Linked DNA regions of Mus musculus: all the other regions are linked to region 3. Evidence: chromatin loops called from intact Hi-C (ENCODE). Cell type or tissue: left cerebral cortex. All regions are shown on one strand. Region 1 holds the start of Cfl2 (cofilin 2, muscle). Region 2 has its middle 4.6 kb from the start of Gm22513. Region 3 holds the start of Snx6 (sorting nexin 6).

The links. Peaks named below come from ENCODE experiments on the same cell type or tissue, not always from the same donor. Only the 100,000 strongest peaks of a DNase experiment are listed, where the experiment ranks them.
Region 1: it touches region 3 in a loop (4-fold over the local background); 2 of 42 quality-filtered maps call a loop at or near these places.
Region 2: a loop joins it to region 3, with 11 times the contacts of the local background. A loop is called at or near these places in 2 of 42 quality-filtered maps.

The regions. Positions count from the first base shown.
Region 1 is chr12:54,861,099-54,866,098 of GRCm38, reverse strand. It overlaps Cfl2 (cofilin 2, muscle), which reads left to right and starts at 3,222. Exons shown (of 4, transcript NM_007688.2): 1 at 3,222-3,355; 2 at 4,266-4,573; 3 at 4,686-4,762; 4 at 4,862-5,000. The coding sequence starts at 3,353. The coding sequence ends at 4,974. In left cerebral cortex, CTCF peaks have their summits at 1,865 (motif pointing left) and 2,743; DNase peaks (open chromatin) are centred at 2,033, 3,152, 3,658 and 3,907; H3K4me3 peaks cover 2,557 bases; H3K27ac peaks cover 2,264 bases.
Region 2 is chr12:54,698,915-54,703,914 of GRCm38, reverse strand. It overlaps the pseudogene Rpl31-ps17. Among named protein-coding and RNA genes, the nearest start is that of Gm22513, 4.6 kb to the right of the region's middle. In left cerebral cortex, no CTCF peak of the experiment used is centred here; no DNase peak of the experiment used is centred here.
Region 3 is chr12:54,792,714-54,797,713 of GRCm38, reverse strand. It overlaps Snx6 (sorting nexin 6), which reads left to right and starts at 2,052. Exons shown (of 14, transcript NM_026998.3): 1 at 2,052-2,066; 2 at 2,213-2,260. The coding sequence starts at 2,061. In left cerebral cortex, no CTCF peak of the experiment used is centred here; DNase peaks (open chromatin) are centred at 2,019 and 2,459; H3K4me3 peaks cover 2,219 bases; H3K27ac peaks cover 1,231 bases.

The DNA.
Region 1 (5,000 bases), 68 kb before region 3:
GCTCAGCAATTGTGAGCACTGGTCGTTCTTCCAAAGACCTGTGTTTGATCCCCAGCACCCACATGGCAGCCCACAACCATCTGTGACATCAGTTCTAAGGGAACTGGAGCCCTCTCTGACCTCCATGGTGCACAGATATGATACAAACAATTCATACATATAAAATAAAAATCTATCAAATCTCAATTAAAAGAACTTGAAATACTTTGGGGGGAAGGTTGTTAAGCAAATGATCTCAGGAAACTGGATTTCCACAAAAAAAAAAAAAAAGGAGAATGGTCTCACTCTACATGGACCCACAAATTTAAGATGGATCTAAAACCTTCGTGTGAGACTCCAAACTTTGAGACTGCTAGAGGAAAATACAGGAAAAGTATTTCAAGATATAGGTCTAGGCAATGATTCTCTAAAAAGGACTCCAATACCTCGGGAAATAATACCAATAACTGGCAAATAGACCACACGAGGCAAACAGCTTCAGCACAGCAAAGGCAGAAGGCAGAGGGAGATGATAACGACACGTGAGATGTGTAAGTCATAATGTTAACTACTAATAAAATAGGCCAGCACACCTTTAATCCCAGAACTCAGGACACAGAGGCAGGCAGATCTCTGTAGGCTAACCTGGTCTGCATAGCAAATTCAGGCCAGTCAGTCCTACACATATAGTGAGACCCTGTCTCAAATAAATAAATAAATAAATAAATAAATAAATAAATAGATAAATAGATAAATAGATAAATAGATAAATAGACAAATAGACAAATAAATAAATAAATATTGAAAGGACAAGTTACATTGGGTCAGCAATAGGCTTTACCAGAATAGCAGGTTTCTACTCTTGGCTTGTTTAGTTGATGCCAGCTGTCCTACATGGGACTTCATTATACAATTCCTAAAAGCAAGCACTCTTTTTTTTTTAATTAGGTATTTTCCTCATTTACATTTCCAATGCTATCCCAAAAGTCCCCCATACCCTCCCCCCACCCCCTACCCACCCACTCCCACTTTTTGGCCCTGGCGTTCCCCTGTACTAGGGCATATAAAGTTTGCAAGTCCAATGGGCCTCTCTTTCCAGTGATGGCTGACTAGGCCATCTTTTGATACATATGCAGCTAGAGTCAAGAGCTCCCGGGTACTGGTTAGTTCATAATGTTGTTCCACCTATAGGGTTGCAGATCCCTTTAGCTCCTTGGGTATTTTCTCTAGCTCCTCCATTGGGGGTCCTGTGATCCATCCAATAGCTGACTGTGAGCATCCACTTATGTGTTTGCTAGGCCCTGGCGTAGTCTCACTAGAGACAGCTATATCAGGGTCCTATCCGCACAATCTTGCTAGTGTATGCAATGGTGTCAGCGTTTGGAGGCTGATTATGGGATGGATCCCTGGATATGGCAGTCTCTAGATGGTCCATCCTTTTGTCTCAGCTCCAATTTTTTTGTTTTTGTTTGTTTGTTTGTTTTTTTTTTTTGAGTGAATTCCTGTATAGCCCTGGCTGTCGTGGAACTCACTCTGTAGACCAGGCTGGCCTCGAACTCAGAAATCCGCCTGCCTCTGCCTCCCCAGTGCTGGGATTAAAGGCATGCGCCACCACTGCCCGGCAATTTTTTTTTTATTTTACTATTTATTTTTTTACTTATTCACTTTACATTCTGCTCATTGCCCACCTCCAAGTCACCCCCTCCCACAATCCTTTCTCCATGCTCAAGAAGCACTCACTCTTAAGAACAAACTAGGGCTGGAGAGATGGCTCAGTAGTTAAGAACACTGACTGCTCTTCCAAAGGTCCTGAGTTTAAATCCCAGCAACTACAAGGTGGCTCACAACCACCTATAAGGATATCTGATGCCCTCTTCTGGTGTGTCTGAAGTCAGCTACAGTGTACTTATGTATAATAATAAATCTGTGGGCCTGAGAAAGTAGAGTGGACCGGAGCACCCACAACAGGCAGCTCAGGCAGCTCACAATGGTCTGCCACTCTTGCAACTCTAGCTCCAGTGATCAAACATCTTCTGGCTACTAAGGGCACCCACACACACATAGCAGACCTTCACACAGATACACCTACATGTACACTGAGTAAAAACAAAAGGATTTTTTACATTTATTTTTTATGTGTGTGCACATGTGCAGGTGTTTGTGAAGGTTAGGAGAGGGAGTCAGGGTCCATGGAGCTGAGCTCACAGGTGACGACTGCCTGTGTGCTGCCTGACATGGGGATAGGGTACCACCAAGCTCGATGACTTAAGTTTAATTCCCAGGGCCCACACGGTAGAGGAGAAATGACTCCCACAGCACACCTATTCACACACACACACACACACACACACACACACACACACACACTCTCTCTCTCTCTCTCTCACACACACACACACACACACACACGATTTCAACACAATTACCAAATCAAATGTGTCAGGCCCTTTTCTCTCCACATATAAACATTTATTTTTCTAGTAATCTCAATACATCCCATTTACAGGGGAAAAGAAACGTAACTTGAGCAGTTTCTGGTTTTACTTGGATTATAATTCTGTCCAAGGTATCTCCAGAGACTTTTTGTGACCTCACCCTCTTCTTGCAGAATTCCAGGTATAAGCCAACATTCCTGCTTCTCATTCTGCCTTTGCTTAGTACTTCAATCACTAAGGTAATATTTATAGTGTTCGTTCTCCTTTTAGTAATAAGAGGGGTCTAAACCCAGGGAGGTGGTGCTTGCCTGTAATCCCAACACCTGCAGGATGGAGGCGGGATCCGTTCAAGGTCATCTGCAGTTACTTCATGAATCAAGAGACCCGCAAAAGACTCCAAACGAGATCCTGTCTCAATTCAAACACACAAAGAAGAATAAGATCTTAACGATTCATTCAAAGTCGGGGCTTTCCAAAGGGGTCCCGAAAGGTTACAATCCGGACCCTTTCCGTGGAAAGCGCAAGTGAATGAAGCAAAGAGCTCTCTACCCGACCACCACACCCCGTTTCCTCACGTCACAACCCCCCAGAGCAGCGCCAGGAGCCCGCGAACCGCTCGAGCGTTGAACCCGGATTGGTCGCTACGACCATCCCTGTCAGCATCGGGGCTCCCGCCGCCGCTGCGCGTGGTTCTGCTAGCGGTTCTGGAGCTCCGGGGTCAGGCGGAGGACAGCGGCGGGGGCGGGGCCTGACCACGTGACCGCCCCCGCCCCGCCCGCCCTGCGGCCCTCCAGCCCGCCGCCCGCCCGCCCGGCTGCAGCTCCCGGCGTGCCCTGCACTCTCTGCTGCCCGCCGCCGACCCCTCCTTCTTCTCGTCCCAGTGCCACCGAGCCGGAGTCCGAGCCACCGCCGCCGCAGCCACTTCAGCCGCGGGCACTATGGTAAGGTGGGCGCGCCGGCGGGGGAATGCTGGGCGCGGCGCGGATCCCCGCGCGGCCGCCATCTTAACCCTGCCTGGGCCTGTGCGGTGGGCGCTTCGGCGCTGCGGGCCGAGGGCTCGAGGCCCTGCGGCCGCTCCGAGTCCCGAGGCGGGAGGGCCCGGCGCAGGCCCGGCGCGAGAGGGTCGCTCCTTGGGCCAGGGCCCCCGCGTGTTGCTCTGCCCTGCGCGGCTTAAGGTTTTTAACTCGCGCGCTGTAAGGTTGGTACGTGGCCAGCAGCCTCTGGGTGAGGGTCTAGGAGGCCGGCCATAACGCCGTTCCGAGGAGATTGAACAGGTAGAAACCTATTTTAAAACGCTTTTCTCGCCGTAGGGAGCCTTTTCACGGGATCTGTTAGTTTCAAAGCGGCTGCCAATGGGCGGTGGGGCGTAATCGCTGTAGCCGCAGCGGGTTGGAGTTTACACTTGATTCTCTTTCCTTATGTGGAAGCAGCCGTGGCTAAGACGGCTTTAAAGAAAGAAAAAAAAAATAGTAGAAGCGTTAACTGAAATCCTGGAGTGTTTTTTTTTAAGGCCTGCAGAGTTGACACAATACAGAAGGTATTTTTGCTGCTGCTCCTGAAGCTCTGACATCACCCAGTGAAATAGGAAACATTTCAGGCATGGCTCAACTGTATTTGTCCCTTCCCACCTCCCGTTAGCGGTTCTCTCCGTACTCCTTTAAGAAGGATGAATGAGCAGTATGAGTTAGACATTTTACCCGTATCTTCTTCTGATATTTAAAATTGACAGACCTAATAGGACTGCTTACGTTGTTTGGTGCAGTTTTTTAATACTCTGGCCAGACTGAAGTCTATGATTTTGGTTAAAACCGAAATCCTTATTCTAAATTCCCACCCTTTGTTTGTTTTCAGGCATCTGGAGTTACAGTGAATGATGAAGTCATCAAAGTTTTTAATGATATGAAAGTAAGAAAATCTTCTACACAGGAGGAGATCAAAAAAAGAAAGAAAGCAGTTCTCTTCTGTTTGAGCGATGACAAAAGACAAATAATTGTAGAGGAAGCCAAGCAGATCTTGGTGGGTGACATTGGTGACACTGTAGAGGACCCCTACACATCTTTTGTGAAGTTGTTGCCTCTGAATGATTGCCGATATGCTTTGTACGATGCCACGTACGAAACAAAAGAGTCTAAGAAAGAAGACCTAGTATTTATATTCTGGTGTGTAAAAACAAAAGAAAAAAAGTACTTCTAAAAGTGCAAGGATTATTATTATCAGAGTCAGTTTTTGCCTTTGTTTTTCTTTTGAAATTCAACATTTTCTCCCCCGTAGGGCTCCTGAAAGTGCACCGTTAAAAAGCAAGATGATTTATGCTAGCTCTAAAGATGCCATTAAAAAGAAATTTACAGGTACCAACATCGACTGTTCTGTACAAAAAAAAAAAATTTTTTTTTTTACTCTTTCTTAGTTATAAGGTTAATGAGGTGTGTTTTTCTTTTCCGTTTTAGGTATTAAACATGAGTGGCAAGTAAATGGCTTGGACGATATTAAGGACCGCTCGACGCTGGGAGAGAAACTGGGGGGCAGTGTTGTAGTTTCCCTTGAAGGAAAGCCACTATAAAATAATAGCCAAGTGCCATTTGATCT
Region 2 (5,000 bases), 94 kb after region 3:
CACTCATCTGAAAATAGAATCGGGTTGGAGAGCGGTTTCGGTGACTGAGCACACCGGCTGCTCTTCCCTAGGACCCTTGGTTGATTTCCCAGCATCCACTACACTGAAGCTCTGGTTCTGGGGATCTTACGTTCTCCGTTCTCCTCTACCCCACCTCCCCGATTTCTGGCCTTCTCCAGCACTGCACTTGGAGCAGACAGACAGAAGGGCAGGCAAAAGAGCTCATACAGAGTAAATAAAGAATAAGCAAAAAATGTAATAAAAATTTTCAGAATACTCACTACTTTCTGCTCCTAAAGCAACCACCTTTTTTTGTTTGTTTTGTTTTTTTGTTTTTTTGTTTTTCGAGACAGGGTTTCTCTGTGTAGCCCTGGCTGTCCTGGAACTCACTCTGTAGACCAGGCTGGCCTCGAAGTCAGAAATCCGCCTGCCTCTGCCTCCCAAGTGCTGGGATTATAGGCGTGCGCCATCACGCCCGGCGCGACCACTTTTTAAAAAACAAAATAACCTACGGGTAAGAGAACCGCCGCGTCCTTTGTCCCTCTTCCATTTCTCGGCTATTACACAACACCTTCACATTTCTGAAGCACGGCACCAACATTTATTAGTCCTCACAACATCCCTGTGAGGTAGGTCAACATGTCCTTTATAGCAGAGAACGGAGGAGCCAGAAGAGGCTCTTGCCCATACCGGATTGAGGCTTCAAGAGCAGCTGGTGAAGACCGAGGGGGGGCGGGCGGGGGAGGCGGGGGGGGGGGGAATCCAGAAGCAAGGGCCCTTGGTCCTGCACTCACCCACTGGGACACGCGTGGGTGTATTTCTACCAATTAGGGTTACTGCACACAAAGGAGAAAAACGATGTTTGGGCGGACAACAGGAAAACCAACGTTGGAACGGCACCGGCAAACATGTCAAGAGAGCAAGCACACTAACCAGCAGAGGGAGGAGGCTGGGTCGATGTGCTCTGAGAGAGGCTGGGTCTGGGTCTTGGGTAGACCCTGACGCGGAATAATCAGGGTGGTTTGGAGAAATGTAAACAAACTAGGAACCCTTTCCAGGGTGACCGGCCCAAGTCCCCGTTATTTCTTGCCAATGGCCAGCTTTGGTATTTGTGGAGTGGGTTAATGGATGATGATAGACCATAGGGGTTAGAACAATATATCCATCCTGATACTGTTGGGTTGCTGCCTAAAGCGGCTAATGATTAGAGACATTACTCAGCAGACTTTTCTCTTGGGGAACAAAGCTTAATATCCTGGGGTTTATACTCCTGTGGCCAGCGAAAAATTGTGAACTCTTTTAACTCCTTGGAGCCAGTGAGAAAAAAAAGGAAAGAGAAAAAATTCAGACACACATACACACACAGACAGAGTGGAGGAAATTAAAGGCAGATTCAAATACCTTCATAATACTAATACATACATACATACATACATACATACATACAGACAGACACATATTCACACAAAGAATGAATGGGACAAAGCTCCAGCAAGCAGGTTCCAATCATTTCACACATAGATATATGCATATATATACATATATGCATATATGCACACATACACATACATATTCATACCTGGTAGATGAATGGAAGCAAAGTTCCAACAAACAGACCCCTAGAATCTCACACTTACACATACATACATACATACCTACATACATACTTACATACATACCTATATACACACACAATTCGTGGATGAAGCAAGCGCCAACACACACCCAGACAAGTTTTATATACATACATAATACGTACATATTTGATAGATGGAACATAGTTTCAACACTTTTTCACATAAACTTTACACATATACATACACACACAAATTTATTCTTTCTTCCATGTCTTATATATCTCAGTACAATTTTTCAAGCAGTATAAAATTACAAAATTCATTTTAGCTTTCCTCTAGTGAATGACTATGAAAAAACTGTGTTCCCCAATACCTTTACAAGAAAAAACATTATGTAGTGCAGGTAAAGAAAACAAATTATTCCCAAGAGCCCATGTACAGTCATATCTAAGCAACTTGTTATAGATTATCAAAGTGTAAGCAAGCAAGATAGTTTTCTCGGCCCGTTTCTCTTACTGTCAGGCAGCAGTATATAGTTAAAAACAAAGGATTAATTATTTTATCTATCTTTAAAAGTAATCTTATAAGAATCTTAAAAGAATCATAGCTTTTCCTACTTGGGTCCAGCAGAATGGCTCCCACAAAGAAGGGTGGCGAGAAGAAGAAGGGCTGTTCTGCCATCAACGAGGTGGTGACCCGAGAATACACCATCAACATTCACAAGCGCATCCATGGCGTGGGCTTCAAGAAGCGTGCTCCTCGGGCACTCAAAGAAATTCGGGAGTTTGCCATGAAGGAAATGGGGACACCAGATGTGCGCATTGACACCAGGCTCAATAAAGCCATCTGGGCCAAGGGAATAAGGAACGTTCCATATCGCATCCGAGTACGCTTGTCCAGAAAACGTAATGAGGATGAGGATTCCCCAAACAAGCACTACACGCTGGTAACTTACGTGCCTGTTACCACATTCAAAAATCTACAGACGGTCAATGTGGATGAGAACTAACCTGCTCATGTCAAATAAAGTGGCAGAACTGCCAAAAAAAAAAAAAAATCATAAATCTAAACTTTTATATAAAAATCAGTCATATCCTCTACCTTAAATCCTTAAAATGCACATCTACTCATCAGCAGTGATGATTTCTTATTAAATCATATCAGGAAGCTGAGGGCAAAATGGCTATAAGAAACCAGTTGGGGCTGGAGAGATGGCTCAGCGGTGAAGAGCACTGGCTGTTCTTCCAGAGGTCCTGACTTCAAATCCCAGCAACCACATGGTGGCTCCCAACCATCTGTAATGGGATCTGATGCCCTTTTCTGGTGTGTGTGAAAACAGCTACAGTGTACTCACATACATAAAATAAATAAATCTTTTTTAAAAAATTAGTCGGGCTGGAGAGATGGCTCAGTGGTTAAGAGCACTGACTGCTCTTCCGAAGATTCTGAGTTCAAATCCCAGCAACCACATGATGGCTCACAACCATCCTTAATGACATCTGACTCCCTCTCCTGGTGTGTCTGAAGACAGCTACAGTGTACTTACATATAAAATAAATAATAAATAAATCTTTTAAAAAAATTAGTCATCACCAGTCCAGTCTCAGTGAGAGTAACATCAGACAGTGCAGTTCTTGTTCCCTGACCATAAAAGGCCCCTCGCTTAACTATTAAGAGTGTGCCTAGCCAGGCGTGGTGCCGCATGCCTTTAATCCCAGCACTCGGGAGGCAGAGGCAGGTGGATTTCTGAGTTCGAGGCCAGCCTGGTCTACAAAGTGAGTTCCAGGACAGCCAGGGCTACACAGAGAAACCCTGTCTCGGAAAAAAAAAAAAAAAAAAAAAAAAAAAAAAGTGTGTCTTTCTGAACTTCAAATCATTCCCTAAGATTTTCTACATCAGATCCAATAGCAAAAACATCTTAACCTAGCTTCACTAACAATTTTAGTTTTCCAAATGTTTTCTAAGGGTGGTGGTCACTGCTGACGATCTCCATGTGGTGACTGAATCATCAATCTGCTCTAGCAGTGGCGCTTGAAAGAGATCAAGCACGGTTATTATTGTTGTTATTGTTATTTTGGGAACTCACTCTGTAGACCAGGCTGGCCTCGAACTCAGAAATCCGCCTGCCTCTGCCTCCCAAGTGCTGGGATTAAAGGTGTGCGCCACAACTGCCCAGCCAAGCACCATTATTGCGAATGCCAGAGATGCTGCCCAGTGAGGGGCTGGGAGCCCCTTTAGAGTTTCCATACAATTCTTAGGTTAAAAGGGAAGCAAGGGCAGCAAGCATAGAGTCTTCCCTCAGGATATGTTAGTTGTCAGAGTCAGGCTTCAAACAAGGTGTCCCCATCACAGCTGTGCTAACTCGTGGGCAGCATTCCATGAATTCTAAAGCCATTTGCCCTTCCTCCTGCATGACCCTCAGCAGTTTCCAAATAGGTGAGGACTAAGACAAAACAAAAACAAAAACAAACCAGAAGCCCATCATGCAGCGTAACTCTAGACTGGGAACAAGGGCAATCACACCCACTCCCAGGCCAGCTGACAGAGAACCTCGGACTCCTGCATCCCGTTTACACCCCATCTTTCATTCTAGGAAACCTACTTTCCCCTTCACAGGCAAGAGCTCTTCTTTCTAGCAGACAGCTTTTCTTCTACGCTGCCACTCACTATGCAGCCATGGTAGCTACCCAGTGGCTCCGCTGACAAATGTCTCACGGTTAACTGGCAGAGCTACAGAAGGGATCTAGGGACCTATGATGTGCCTGCATTTTGGAGATAAGTGTCTGCCTTTGTCTAGCTGCACCTAGTGTAGTGCATTCAGAAAACCTGGTCACTCGACGTGTGGTTAAAGCATTCAGTGAACTTTGATTAGTCATTTCAGAAGGAATAAGGAAAGGAAAGGAGGGAAGGAAGGAAGGGAGGAGAAAGAAGGGAAAGAAAGAAAGACCTGCTTTGTACGAAGCAAAATATTGGGTTCTAGGGACTGAACTCAGGTCATGAGGCATGTGAAGCAAAGGCCTTCTTACCCGTTGAGTCTTCCCTCCCACCCACTCCCTACACCTCGGGTTTAAAGTGGCAGGGTTTAGTTATGGTGTGGTGACACATACTTCTGTTGGTAGAAGTCATTAAACCGGATGGAAAGTTTGTTCTTAGAGTAGATAATGTCAATCTGCCTGCCTCTGCCTTTCAGATGTTGAGAATAAAAAACACCACCTCTGGCCGGAGAAAGCTTTAATTTTGGGGAGGTGGGTGGGGGACAAGACATAGTTTCTCTCTGTATCCCTGGCTCTCTTGGAACTCAATTGGTAGACCAGGGTGGCCTCAAACTCAGAGATTGGCCTGTCTCTGCCTCCCAAGTTCTGGGATTAAAGGTGTGCACCATCACCACAAAGCAAGTTCTAATTTTTAAAATTTGTTTTGGAT
Region 3 (5,000 bases):
AAGAGATTAGATCCCATTACAGATGGTTGTGAGCCACCATGTGGTGGCTGGGAATTGAACTCAGGACCCCTGAAAGAGCAGTTAGTACCCTTAACCACTGAACCATCTCTCCAGCCCCCTAAAAAACCCTTAAAGTAAATTCAATGGTCTCTCTAAGACCATGGTTGAGAGGAAGTTCTTATTATAGATACAAGAGAGGGTACAATCAATTGGAAGAATCCAGAGCAAGGAGAGAAAGTAGAATTTACAGGAGCAGCAGACTGGACCAGGGCATGAAAGGAGAAAGGGGGGTGGGGAGAGTGAAAGAGGGAAGGAAAAGAGAGACAAGAGAGAGGGGACCAAGAGATCACATAGGGGGCTGGAGAGATGGCTCAGTGGTTAAGAGCACCGAACGCTCTTCCGAAGGTCCTGAGTTCAAATCCCAGAAACCACATGGTGGCTCACAACCATCTGTAAGGAGATCTGACGCCCTCTTCTGCAGTGTCTGAAGACAGCTACAGTGTACTTACATAGAGAGAGAGAGAGAGAGAGAGAGAGAGAGAGAGAGAGAGAACATGGTCGGAATGCACTGGGGAGGGGAAGCCTGTGAGCTGGAGACGTTTAGGGTAGGGGCAGGGTGAGAAGAGCTAAGAGGAGCTGGGCTGCCATCATGGGCCCTGTAGTAGATATTTGAGATGCTGAGAGCCTGGAGGCTGGCCAGCATGTGCACTTTGGTCATTTCAGACTTTTTGTTGATGATAAAGGGCAATGGAATCTCTCTGTAACTGCTTCTTGGCTGAAATTAGGGTGTCATTGTCAGAGCCAGGAAGGCTGAGATGCTAGTAAGGCCAGGGGTGGAGAGAAGATTCACACCAGCAGATCGTTATTTACATGTATATGTGTAGGAAGGGAGGTGGAGAAAATGAGTCAATTGCAGACACGGTGGTATTTGTTTGGATGTGAGGCATGAGGAGATGAAGGATCTGAAGAGGACAAGTCGAAACCAGGCTTGGACCTTGAGAGTGATGATGTCATTAAGTGGAGACACAATAGTCCGGGCGGTGGTGGCACACGCCTTTAATCCCAGCACTTGGGAGGCAGAGGCAGAGGCAGGCAGATTTCTGAGTCAGAAGCCAGCCTGGTCTACAGAGTGAGTTCCAGGACAGCCAGGCCTATACAGAGAAACCCTGTCTCTAAATAAATAAATAAATAAATAAATAAATAAAAGTGGAGACACAGCTTTGCTTGAGTGATCCTTTGTAGAAGTGAAGTGTGGTAAGTTAGAAATGATTATTTTTATAAAATTTATTTATTTATTGGTTTTGTGTGTGTGAAAGGACAATCTGCAGTACCATTCTACCTTGTGGGTCAGTCCTGGGGCTTGAACTCAGGCCTCTAGGCTTAGCAGCAAGTACTTTTCCTCACTGCTAAACCAACATGCTGGCCCAAGGGATTATTTTCTTGAAGCATCTGTGGATGCTCCTTTCCTGCTACTCAGCTGGACAGTTAGATCAGGTCTGGCGATTGTTTCTTAGTATACAGGCAAGGAATACTCTTGTAATGAGAACGGCTCTGTTTTTATAGTGCTCGGTCATTAGCACCCCAAACTGAGGTAGTTATTACTTCCCCAGCAGTAAAAGCTTGATTATAGCCCCTGTCTGCTTATTGTGTGAAGGCTTTTGGCTCCTGAAACTTCCACAGGCAATATGGTATTAATGGTGATTAATCATCATGTAACTCAATACAAAGACAAGAATATTTACTGTGACTTCCTGGGAGTACTGGTACAGTTTTTTAGGGGCCCTCGGGGGCAAGAGACGTGGACCGTTCTCCGGGTGGCCCTGGGGCCTTCCCAAGCCTGAGCTCGCCAGCAGTGAGCAGCGACTATCGCTCTGGGCCAACCCTCCCTCTTACCTGGAGCAAAGGACCCTGCGTCCTTTCCCCTTCAGGGACTGCTCCCCCTCCTAGAGCGGGCGGGGGGCGGGGCTGGCGCTCGGCTCCGCCCTCCGCCCCACCCGCGCGGCCGACTAGGTTCGTGGCCTTGCTTGTGCGACTGCGCGAGCCCTGGACTCGAAGCAGCCATGATGGTGGGTGTTCACGGCGGCGCCGAACTCGGGGCGCGCGGTGGGGGCGGCGGGCGCGGGGACGGCGCGGGCTGGGCGCTAATGTCTCTCTTTGTGTCTCCCCCTTTCCCTGCCTCCCCTTCGGTGTGCTGGGCCCGCCGACCCCACAGGAAGGCCTGGATGACGGCCCCGACTTCCTCTCGGAGGAAGACCGCGGAGTAAGTTGTGTCTTCTGTGGTCTCGACCCTCGGTCCCTCCCCCGCCGTGGCCCGAGAAGGGGTCCAGGCTGCGCTGCCGCCCTGGGTCGCCCTCCCGACCTCCGCGACGCGCGCCCCGCCCTTCTGCAGCCCTTCGTCCCTGGGGTCGGGCGCTTCTCGGTTCCGCTGGTCCCGTGGCCGCTTTCTCGCCCTAGGTGGGCGATCCAACCCTGTGCTGAGCTTGCTTTTCCCAGGCCCCGCTGCAGGTGGGGTGGCCGGGTTGGAACGCCCCCATCCTTGACTCTCTGGGCCACGAAACCCATTTTCAGACCTTCCCGGTGGTACCGTCAAAATCTTTCTGTGGCTTTCTGGAACCTCGTTTCTCCTTTCTCTGCTGAATGGTATGGATTTGGTCTAAATTTACTCTTTTGTAATGATTTTTTTGCAATCAGCAAATCTCAGTTTTGCCCTAAAAGATTTTTAAAGAACGGGTCGCTTTCAGTATCTTTACTTTTTCTAGTATATTCCTCAATCCCCATCCTTTTCAGGATTCTCTCGATATTGTCTCCCATCTCTAGCTCATGTTAAGGTATGACTTACAAAATAATAATTTATATAAAGATGTACAGCGTGATATTTTGATGCGTGTAGAGGTTGTGAAATAATTACCATTGTCAAGTTAATGAACACAGACCTCACTCGGGACCTTACTCAGGTACCTTCATTTTCTTTTTTGAGGAGAGCACTTGGTCTGCTCTCAGCAGAGTTTCAAGTATCCATTATTATTAGTCACTCCACTGTACATTAAGTATCCAGAACTTAAAACTGAAAGTTTGTATCCTTTGACCACTCTCCCCCCTCCCCGCTTCCTGCCCCTTGTTCAAAGGTCTCATTTCTCGCTCCCACTGCATCCCCCCAGCAGCACTCCATTTGTCTTAGTGAAAGATAGCATTGCATGTAGAGCCTTGTACAGGTGCACTGTTACTAATGTATGACTGCCACTAAGCAAAGTTTCATTGTCACCATTTTATCACTCAGCAGCTCACACTTGTCCAGAAACTTGGTTTGAAACAAGTTTCCTTGTACAAAGCAATTTTTTTCCTGCCTCCCAAGTGTGGATGTGGTGCATGCCTCCTAGCCTAGTTTTCCTTTTGTTTTCTATTTTGCGGCTACTTATCCATCCTAGAAAATGTGAGAGATGCAGGTGTTAGTGGATTCAGGATAGATGGTAACCGTGCAGGATATTGTTGTTGGTAAGAGATTCTTTGTCTGTGTGGTGGGTAGGTGCAACTGTGTACAAACAAGTTCTGTAGAGGTCAGACAGTGTCAGACCCCAGAGGCTGGTGTCACAGGTGGTTTTGAGAGCAATCTGTGTGGATGCTGGGAGCTGAATTCAGGTCTGTAAGAGCAGTGTGCCCTAACTCCTGAAGTCATCTCAGCAGCCCCTGAAGCAGTTTTAAAGAGTTAGTGTCACAGAGGGGCACATACTACTGCTGATCTGTTTCCTTCCTCCAGATAGTCCCGTCTGTTCTGCTTTTCTGTCATATGTGTTCCATTGCAGAGAACAACTTCGCAGACCCAGCTCTCTCCTACTTGTATGTGGGTTCTGGGATTGAACTCCGGTTGTTAGCAAGCACTTCACTTACCTAGCCATCTTGCAGGCCAAGGTTGGGGTTTAATAAAGCTATTTAATTCAGGCTTAAGCATGAGGGTTAGGAAAGAGCCACTCTCTTGGAAAGAAAGACAGGCACACCCAAGAGCATGGGATGTAAGTTTCTCTAAGGTGTCTTTAAAAGTCCTGTGGTGTGGATAGAGACTCCTCACCGGGGACCTGAGAGTAGCAGCCAGATGCTTTTTTGTTTTTTTCCAAGACAGGGTTTCTCTGTGTAGCCCTGGCTGTCCTGGAACTCACTCTGTAGACCAGGCTGGCCTCGAACTCAGAAATACACCTGCCTCTGCCTCCTAAATGCTGGGATTAAAGGCGTGTGCCACCATTCCCAGCTTCCAGATACTTTTGTAAATGATAAATGAACTCCCTCAGTTTACATAGCAGCTTCATTTGATTTCTGGTTTCTAAAATTTAACCTCTAGTTAACTATAAAACAATGCTTATGTGTATTAATTACAAAGAGAGAGAGAGAGAGAGATTTGGATAAGACAGAATTAGAATTTACTAATTGTATTTTGGGGTTTGTTTTGTTTGATGTTTTGAGACAGGGTCTTGCTTTGTAGCTATGACTGGCCAGGAATTCATAAAGACTTGCTTGCCCCTCCTCCTCAGTACTAAGCTTAAAGGCATGAGCCACTGCCCAGCATATTTTGGACTTTAAGGGAAAAGAAGTGGGGTTGAAAATGAGAGGTGAGTGTAAGACCTTGGCCTCGATCCTTGATTCTGGAAATAAAATAGGAGAAACTAGCAGTTAATTGATGAAACGAGATTAGTTTTAGTTTCAGTTAAACTGATTGTTCTAAAAGCATGTAGTCTTCCTTGTTTTAGATAAAAAACTGTCTTTTGCCGGGCGCACGCCTTTAATCCCAGCACTCGGGAGGCAGAGGCAGGTGGATTTCTGAGTTCGAGGCTAGCCTGGTCTACAAAGTGAGTTCCAGGACAGCCAGGGCTATACAGAGAAACCCTGTCTCGAAAAACCAAAAAAAAAAAAAAAAAAAAAACCTGTGTTTTGTAGTCTACCATAAAAAGCAAATAGGAATTGTTTGAGTGTTAATTTTTGTTTGGTTGGTTGATTTTGGTTTTTCAAAACAG